Regions from separate parts of the Homo sapiens genome. Here region 1 is linked to region 2. A link is an interaction called in ENCODE POLR2A ChIA-PET data of the cell type or tissue named here. Cell type or tissue: A673. All regions are shown on one strand. Each heading gives the region's core, and the rest is flanking DNA. Links, peaks and the distances in the headings are about the cores only. Region 1 overlaps MNAT1 (MNAT1 component of CDK activating kinase). Region 2 has its middle 14 kb from the start of SIX1.

Region 1 (4,403 bases), core at 147-4,146, 94 kb before region 2:
CCATGCTGTTGAGAATATGGAGCCAAAATGTTACCAGATCTAGCAGTTTTTCAACAAAACTGAGAGATCCAAATTTTTACATGATGTCTCCTCATTTTTACATGTTGGCAACTAATTCATTTTTTGTTTTGTTTTAATTTAAATGCTGTGCAAGCCAACACTCCAGGGCCAAACAAAATTAATTTCACCCTCAGGTTTCAAGTTTCAATCTCTAGGAAAGGTGCTGGAAGCTGAGGAGAGAGAGAAGAAAGAAAAGTAAAATAGGCAGAGACCAGACCAGAAAAATCTTTACATGATAAGCTAAGGAATTTGGATTTTTAGCATATATTACAGTAGCATTTTTCAGGCTTATATTTCTTTAATAACAGAACTCTTTCTTCATACTAAATGTTACCCAGAAACCTAATATGTAAACAGATAAATGGAGACTGCTCTAGTTTAAGGGATGACAATGAGCAGCTGCCTCAAACAATCTCTCAGAGTTTCAGTTTGAAATCTCTCAGGCAACACAGTTTGAAAATACTGAACTACAGGATGATGTGGGGTCTGTGTGTCAGGGATTACATAAAGCCAGAGGAAAACGTGGTGCGTCTTCCTAAAACATCAATTTTATGCAAAGGTTAGGGGTATGAGATAAAAAATTAGGAAGGCATATACTTTTTGTTTTAATACTAACAGAAAATATTAAAAAATTAAAATCTTACATGCATTTTTAAGGTCAACCAAAACTTCAAAGGGGCTTTCAAAGCGACACTTCTAGTTGCACCTCCAGACAAACTAGGGGTACAAATTTGTTTTCCTCCATTGTTAATGTTACTTTTTAAAATGTGAGAAGCATTGGTGGAAGACACAAGAAACCACCAAAGAAGTTTAAGCAGGAAGTATCATGGTTAAAAGGGGAAGACTATTTTTTGTTTTGTTTTCTGAATTTGGGGGTTTTTTTTTGGAGGGTTGGGAGGAGTGGGCGGTAGTAAGCAGTATCCATGTTAATTAAGCTTGAAGCAGTCCTCGGCCAGGAGACAGTTGAAATAGTCCAAGTGGACCAGGCAACGTGGCTCACACCTGTAATCCCAGCACTTTGGGAGGCTGAGGTGGGAGGATCACTTGAGCCCAGGAGTTCGAGACCAACCTGGGCAACACAGTAAGACTCTGTCTCTACAAAAAGATAAATTAGCCAGGTGTAGTGGCACACACTTGTAGTTCCTGCTACTGAGGAGGCTGACATGAGAGGATTGCTTGAGCCCTGAAGTCAAGGCTGCAAGAAGCCATGATCTTGCCACTGCACTCTCACCTGGGCAACAAAGCAAAACCCTACCTCAAAAAGAAAAAAAAAAAAAAGTCCAAGTAGAGATAAGGAAGACATAGACTACAAGGGGAATAGGATAAAATCTGTAATTTGGAAGTTATTAAGGAGACAGTTATGGGCACAACTTCGTAGGGCTTAGAAATAAGCCTAGTACATATAGTATGACCTCAGATTTCTTATTTGAATATCTGGTATATTTGTTGGTCCCACTGCCCTCTACCATCTAAATTATGCTCCTTAGATGGTTCCAACAACACTCATCATAACAATTATTGTAGTGTATTGTAACATTTTGTTTGTCTATCTTCCATACTTAGCAATGAGACCTCAGGGCAAAAATTACCTCTGATTCAACTTTGCATCATCAACTCCTTGTACACAGGAAGTCATAAAATAAAAATTACAAAATAAGTAAAGCATCAGAATCAATACACTGCCAAGAGCAGAAAAAAACCTAAAAGCACGGAAATGCATGAACAGTTTTCTCCTATTTCCTATTCTACATATGTTCTAGTTAAGGACAGAAAGGGAATCTCTGTGACTCATCAGTATTTCTCAGACAAATGCCACAGGGGTAAAAATTTGGAAAGTATTAACTGAAACTAAATTATAGTTTGTCTCCTATATTCTGATGTAAACTAGGAGTAACATGAATGATATTCTAGGAAATCTTGCCCTAAAGCCCTAAGCTCATAGCTGCTGTTTGGTTCAAATGCTTAGGAACAGTCTATTAAAAATATCTTTGAAACAAAATATAACTTTATCAAACAAGACATTTCAGTGTCTCAATTGATGACCAGAAAATGTCAAACATTCTAGCCTGTGTGTGGGTGTGTGTGGACAATAAAAAAAAATGCACTAAAATACTGCAAAATCTGGAACTGCATTTAGATAAAATTTTCATAGTGGCTTGATACAGTCTATATATTAATATAACTTGGAATTATCACCAAAAACTGAGGAAAGAGGTAAATAAGAGTAAGAAACTGTCAGATCAGTATGTATTTCCATCTCAAACACCAATCCCTCCAGATTCCACAAAATAAATTACTCCATACACCGTTAGTTTTAAACAGGAAATTTTTAGCTTCTTAGTACTCTGTGTTATGTTTCTGAACAACTTCTGCAGTACCAGAAAGTTGCATATGATTTCTTCAAACTAACAAGTCAAATAGCCTGTTCTCTCTCAGTGAAATGTGAGAGCCAGTCACTTGGGAACTCACAGCTGATGACATCTTAAAATCAAGTTCTAGTCCAGGTCAAATACACTAATGGTTTAACCAAGCCAAAAACTAAATTCAAGAGAAACTGTAGGCTACTACTTAAACTGGAAGTGAATATCCTGTTGTCATTTACCTCCAAATACAAGACAGCATGATTGATTTTGCCCAAAAAAACGCAAGGGCATTTATACATTTTAAAAAGAAACTATATGGCATCAAAATAGACATGGCTCTATTTTGTAAAACACATTTCTGTATTAATAATTAAATCCCCAAAAGACCACAGCTTTAGGCCACAGGTATATAGCCAGAAAGAGCACATGAATGACACCTTTGTGAGTCAAATGGTATCTTCCCAGTAACACTAAAACTTTATACTTGCTTTATTTTCATTTTAATTGATTTCCAGTTGGCAGAAGTTCCTACCACTTACATCAAGATTTTTCCATCCTCCAGCTTAACTGTTAAATGGTAAGCAATCCATAAGACACTGTGAAGTATAAAAATATACTATTTTTTAAAATTCTTCCATGATCACTCTTGAATATTCAGCCTCCTTAGTAATGGGAAAAGCACTTCTTAGCTCATACTCTATAAAAGTTCAGAATTTCATGTACAATAACGCATGTTCCAAGAGTAACAAAACATTATCTGACAGTAACTTTTCCAGACAAGTGTAGCATACTCCAAAATGCAGAAGTTCTATTCTAAACTTTTTTCAATATAACTCTGTCTTTAATGCATATGTTCAACAAATGTGTATGGTTGTGTACTATCACTGAAACTTTCCTTAATGACATAGACAGCTCGTTATGAACAGAGGTTCCCACATTGTGCTATATGTAAGTTAACAAAACTCAATCTTTCTTATCCCATAGTCCATTAAATAGGCTATCAAATAATCTAAGCATCATAATGAAAGAAATAAAAAGTCTACATTTCCCAAAAAAAGACAAGTATTTACGTTTCAGAAGCATTACACAATGGCATCACATCATGTGCATACTTACACAAATTCACTTATATATGTTCAGCAAAAAGAGACAGAGATACATTTTTAGAAAGCGGTCCCATTTCCCCAGCCTCTCCTCTCAGTGACTATCTCTATACCCCAGAGTAATCATAAAATGAGAGATGTCACTCTGCTGTTCCCTCTGTTGCACTCAGTTTCAATGCCTCTCCTAGGACAAGCATCTTATTGGACTATATATGACAGTGTTTAAAGGTAAGTCTTTTCAGTATAATGCCAAAACAAGAGCCAATTACTTCATCTGCTGTTCAGGTGAGGAATACTGATTTATTACTATGCTGGAAGGAAAACTGGCTGCGCTAGGTTTAATGAAAAATTATTTACCCATATGGACAATTTCTGATCCTTAATATTAAGGGTAATCTTCACTATATTTTCTGCTTTACATGACTTTAGAATACAAATTCCAGGCTGTGTGCAGTGACTAGCCTACAATCCCAACACTTTGGGAGGACGAGGCAGGAGGATGGCTTGAGCCTAAGAGTTCAAGACCAGTATGGACAACAAAGCCTGACCCTGTCTCTACAAAAAATAAAAAATTAGGCCAGGCACAGTGGCTCACGCCTGTAATACCAGCACTTTGGGAGGCCAGGGCGGGTGGATCATGAGGTCAGGAGATCAAGAACATCCTGGCCAACATGGTGAAACCCCGTCTCCACTAAAAATACAAAAAGTAGCCAGGTGTGGTGGCACGTGCCTGCAGTCCCAGCTATTCTGGAGGCTGAGGCAGAAGAATCACTTGAACCTGGGAGGCAGAGGTTGCAGTGAGCTGAGATCACTTCACTGCATTCCAGCCTGGGCAACTAAAAAAAAAAAAATTAGGTAGGCATGGTGGCACACACCT
Region 2 (4,403 bases), core at 234-4,233:
GGATGTGGAAACATTATTAAAACATTATTAAAAGTACTGAGCCCAGTCTCAACCTACCAAAGTTTTTGAAACCCTGTTTTAGATGGAAATGGGCATTAAGGCCATCGTTTCTCTTTCATTTAGAAGAATTTGGGCTGACTCTCATTCATGGAAGCCTCCAACTTTGGCTTTATCTGTCTTGGCTTATCATTTGTCCTCAATGCAGGAGTCAAATGGGCTAGTAAAGTAGTACAAATGGTACCCGCATTTATGAAATCCCAATAGCAGCCAAATACATTTGATGAAAAGAACAATGTGATGCCACATTATAGACAAACATGAATCCCAGTTTAGCTTTAAGAACCGCAGCTGTTGGAAAACACCATCTCCTGGGCAGCTGCTTTGGCTACTGTCCGCAATTAATTTAGCAGAGTCTCAAAAATAGAAAGCAGCCTCTGTTCTGTTATATAATAAACAGTGCTTTATTTGAAATGACAATATTTACTTTTCCTATAGTGAACTCCAGCAGTCTACTAGGCAGTGGGCAAACAGTAGAAATACCTAAAATGGAAACTTGAGAAAGCAGTTTAGCTAGTACAGTTTATTTTCTACTTGACCAACAAGTAATTAGAAGAGCCCCTCCACGTTACTCACATTTTATCTAGTTTGTACAGGATCATGGGTTCCATGTGACTTTATGATCACCATGCACATCTTTCTTGTTTTGATGTGTCTTGAAATATGCAAGACAGATGTGAAATAATGAGGTCTCCAATATTCAAGTGTTTAAGCAGAGCTGAGGGCTGTCCCATCAAGAATGTTTTCTAAAGGATTCTACTAAGATTGGCAGGTTCAACTGCCAATTGACTTCTCAGCCTCTTCCAACAGCAAAGAGTCTGGCGTCTATGTTTCTATTATCTCATTTTCAAGTTATCTTTAAAGGGAAAATATTATAAATTATGATTATTAATTTTTTCAGTATTTAATATCTTTTATAAATGAGAAGCTGTGATTTATGTTATTTATTATAAAAACCCTTTATAAACCTTTATAAGCAAAAAATGACCTCTATTTGCAATGTAGAAAACCACTTTTTTTTTTTTTTTTTTTTTGAGACGGAGTCTCCCTCTGTCGCCCAGGCTGGAGTGCAGTGGTGTGATCTCTGCTCACAGCAACCTCTGACTCCCGGGCTCATGTGATTTTTCTGTCTCAGCCTCCCAAGTAGCTGGGACTGCAGGCACGTACCACCATGCCTGGCTAATTTTTGTGTTTTTAGTAGAGACGGGATTTCACCATTTTGGCCAGGCTGGTCTTGAACTCCAGACCTCAGGTAATCTGCCTGCCTCAGCCTCCCAAAGTGCTGGGATTACAGGCGTGAGCCACTGTGCCCAGCCTGGACAACCACTTTTAACTTCTTCATACAGTCTATTTTCTACTCCTTTTATCATATTGTGACAACTCTCCAGAGCTTCTCCATTTCTTGCAAATCTTGAGGGAGGGCAGGTCTAATTGAGTCACAGTATTCCACAGGGGTCATGTACAATGAAGAGATGTTTAAAAATTTTTGGCCTTTTAAGCTGGCATTTAGCTAGCAATACTGGATACTCTGCAGTGTTCATTGGATGATGAGATTTGCTTAATTTTTGCAACGGTGCTTGGATTTTCTTCAGAGGTTTTTCTTTCTTGTCACTCCTGATCTGGTGTCACTTCCTACTATCTCATTTAGCAAGACCAATCACTTAAAAAGGACAAATGATTTCATACCTAATTACTAGTTAGAAACATTTTAATTCCTACAAAATTCTTCAGAAACCCAAAGATTCTCCTCCCATCCTGCCAAAAATCTAATCTACAAGTCCTCTTTAGAATGGTACAAAGAAAAGTAAATTTTGATTAGGTAAAAATTTGAAGTTTAGATTTTATTCCTGCTGATTTGTTATGCTCTACTCTTAGGCAGAGTGGATGTTTATTCTCAAAGGATAGCCCACCGACCAGTTGCATCAAAATTATCTGGGGTGCGGCCAGGCACGGTGGCTCATGCCTGTAATTCCAGCACTCTGGGAGGCTGAGGTGGGTGGATCACCTGAGGTCAGAAGTTTGAGACCAGCCTGGCCAACATGGTAAAACTCCATCTCTACTAAAAATACAAAACTTAGCTGGACATGGTGGCGAGCGCCTGTAATCCCAGCTACTCTGGAGGCTGAGGCTGGCGAATTGTTGGAACCCGGGAGGCGGAGGTGGCAGTGAGCCGACATCGTGCCATTGCACTCCAGCCTGGGCAACAGAGCGAAACTCTGTCTCAAAAAAAAATTATCTGGGGTGCTTGTTAAAATGCAGATTTCATGGTCCCACTTTAAACCGAGGGAATCAGAAACTCTTGGGGCAGGGTCCTGTAAACTGTATTTTATAAATGCTTCAGGTCAATTGCATGTACATTACAGTTTGTGAAGCATTGCCCTAAAGATCAACCAAATTCTTAATTTCTAGTGTATCTTATATTTCTTCTCCTCAATAAGCCAAAGAAAGAATTGTAAGCATTAAAAGTACAGGCCAAATCTTGTCATAGAATGTGTATTCTATTGTAACTCTGTTTATGATCACTTAATAGCTTCTGTGTGGGACAGTTAAGCTGTAGTAATTACCTCATGGTTCTGTAATCTGTATGTCTCCTCCCACATGACATTTGTACCAACTAAGACTATGGCTTACTTCCAGACAGAATGGAAGAACTACCAGATCTAGGTGGGCTGATGCCACTTCATGTTACATCGTTTTTCTTGGTAATTTAAAGACATTTATCAAATTTCTCACAAATCTTGACCCTGAATTATAGAGGAGAAAAATATTTTACAAAAACTCACTAAATCCAAGTCACTTTAATCACTGACCTCTTTGCGAAAAATTGCCTTTTAAATAAATTGGGAAGGATCTGGGATTTATAGCTCTTGCCCCCAAACTGCCTCTGAATTATATTACCTTAAGCAAATTATGCGACCTCTCTGCCACGGTGTTTTGGATTTTTTTTTTTAAACAGGGTCTTGCTCTGTTGCCCAGGCTGAAGTGCAGTGGTACAATCATAGCTCGCTATAGCCTCAAACTCCTGGGCTCAAGTAATCCTCTGGCTACAGCCTCTGCAGTAACTGGGACCAGAGACACATATCACCATGCCCGGCTTTTAAAATTTTTTTGTAGAGACAGGGTCTCACTATGTTTCCCAGGCTGGTCTTGAACTCCTGGGCTCAAGTGATCCTCCCATCTCAGCCTCCTAAAGTGTTGGCATTACAGGCTTGAGTCACTGTGCCCAGCTCTTGCTATGTTTTTGTAATAGAGATAATCACTGTTTGTAATAAGGATGATATTTCCCAAAATTTTGAGATGGATGAGATCAGGCTTGTAAAATATTACATGTTCTTGAATGAGGTATGGTAAAAGAAATGAAAATTGGGCTGTGTGCAGTGGCTCACACCTATAATCCCAGAACATTGAGAGGCTGAGGTGGGTGGATCACCTGAGGTTAGGAGTTCAAGACCAGCCTGACCAATATAGTGAAACCTGGTCTCTTCTAAAAATACAAAAATTAGCTGGGCATGGTGGCAGGCACCTGTAATCCCAGCTACTTGGGAGGCTGAGGCAGGAGAATCGCTTGAACCTGGGAGGCGGAGGTTGCAGTGAGGCTGAGATCGTGTCATTGCACTCCAGCCTGGGTTACAGAGTGAGACTCCTCAAAAAAAAAAAAAAAAAAAAAGAAAGAAAAAAGAAAAAAAATTATTACTATTCCTTGTATAGGCTGTTAATGAGTTATTAACCTATCATTAATGAATCTGCCTCTTGAAGTATTTCACTTCTTGTTTTTTCAGGCTTACTAGAGTGATGCAATCTGCTCATAAATTTTCCTGGAGTATTTGGGGAACTTTAAAATTGAAAAAGCAACATAATCTCCCTCCCAAACACACATGCACACACACATATGCATGCACTTGCACTCCCTAAGACCACAGCGTGCATCTTTATCTTCACTTTCTATTGACTAGATTGATTGAACTTACTAAACCATTTGGGTCATCAAAGCCTCAAGTGCCTTGGGTTAGCTAAAGTATCACAAAGTCCACTAGCTCATTAGCAGTAAACCCTAATGTAGCAAAGTGATTAGAAATAAATTATTTACTTGATGTCATTTGGTTGTAAAAATCATCCTTCCCATTTATAGTTTCAGTTGCAATTATGCAAAACTGTTATTTTAAAATTTTGCTCATTCAAAATTAAGGATTTTTGAGAATCTGATTAGACACAAAGCAAAACCAACACCTATCTGCATATCGCCATCATTAAATTCTTTAGTAATGAGGAACCCCTAGTTGGCTCAAGAGAATGTTTAAAGATTGTTCCAATATTTTCGATTTGCAGAGTAGGAAAAAGGATTTCAA

What was found. Peaks named below come from ENCODE experiments on the same cell type or tissue, not always from the same donor. Only the 100,000 strongest peaks of a DNase experiment are listed, where the experiment ranks them.
Region 1: POLR2A ChIA-PET joins it to region 2 with 6 read pairs; 3 of 35 experiments call an interaction of 5 or more read pairs at or near these places.

The regions. Positions count from the first base shown.
Region 1 is chr14:60,755,140-60,759,542 of GRCh38, reverse strand. All of the region lies in intron 1 of MNAT1 (MNAT1 component of CDK activating kinase), which reads right to left. Among named protein-coding and RNA genes, the nearest start is that of MNAT1, 23 kb to the right of the region's middle. In A673, for the core only: no CTCF peak of the experiment used is centred there; a DNase peak (open chromatin) is centred at 1,792; H3K27ac peaks cover 3,110 bases.
Region 2 is chr14:60,661,404-60,665,806 of GRCh38, reverse strand. No RefSeq gene overlaps it. Among named protein-coding and RNA genes, the nearest start is that of SIX1, 14 kb to the right of the region's middle. In A673, for the core only: no CTCF peak of the experiment used is centred there; a DNase peak (open chromatin) is centred at 2,646.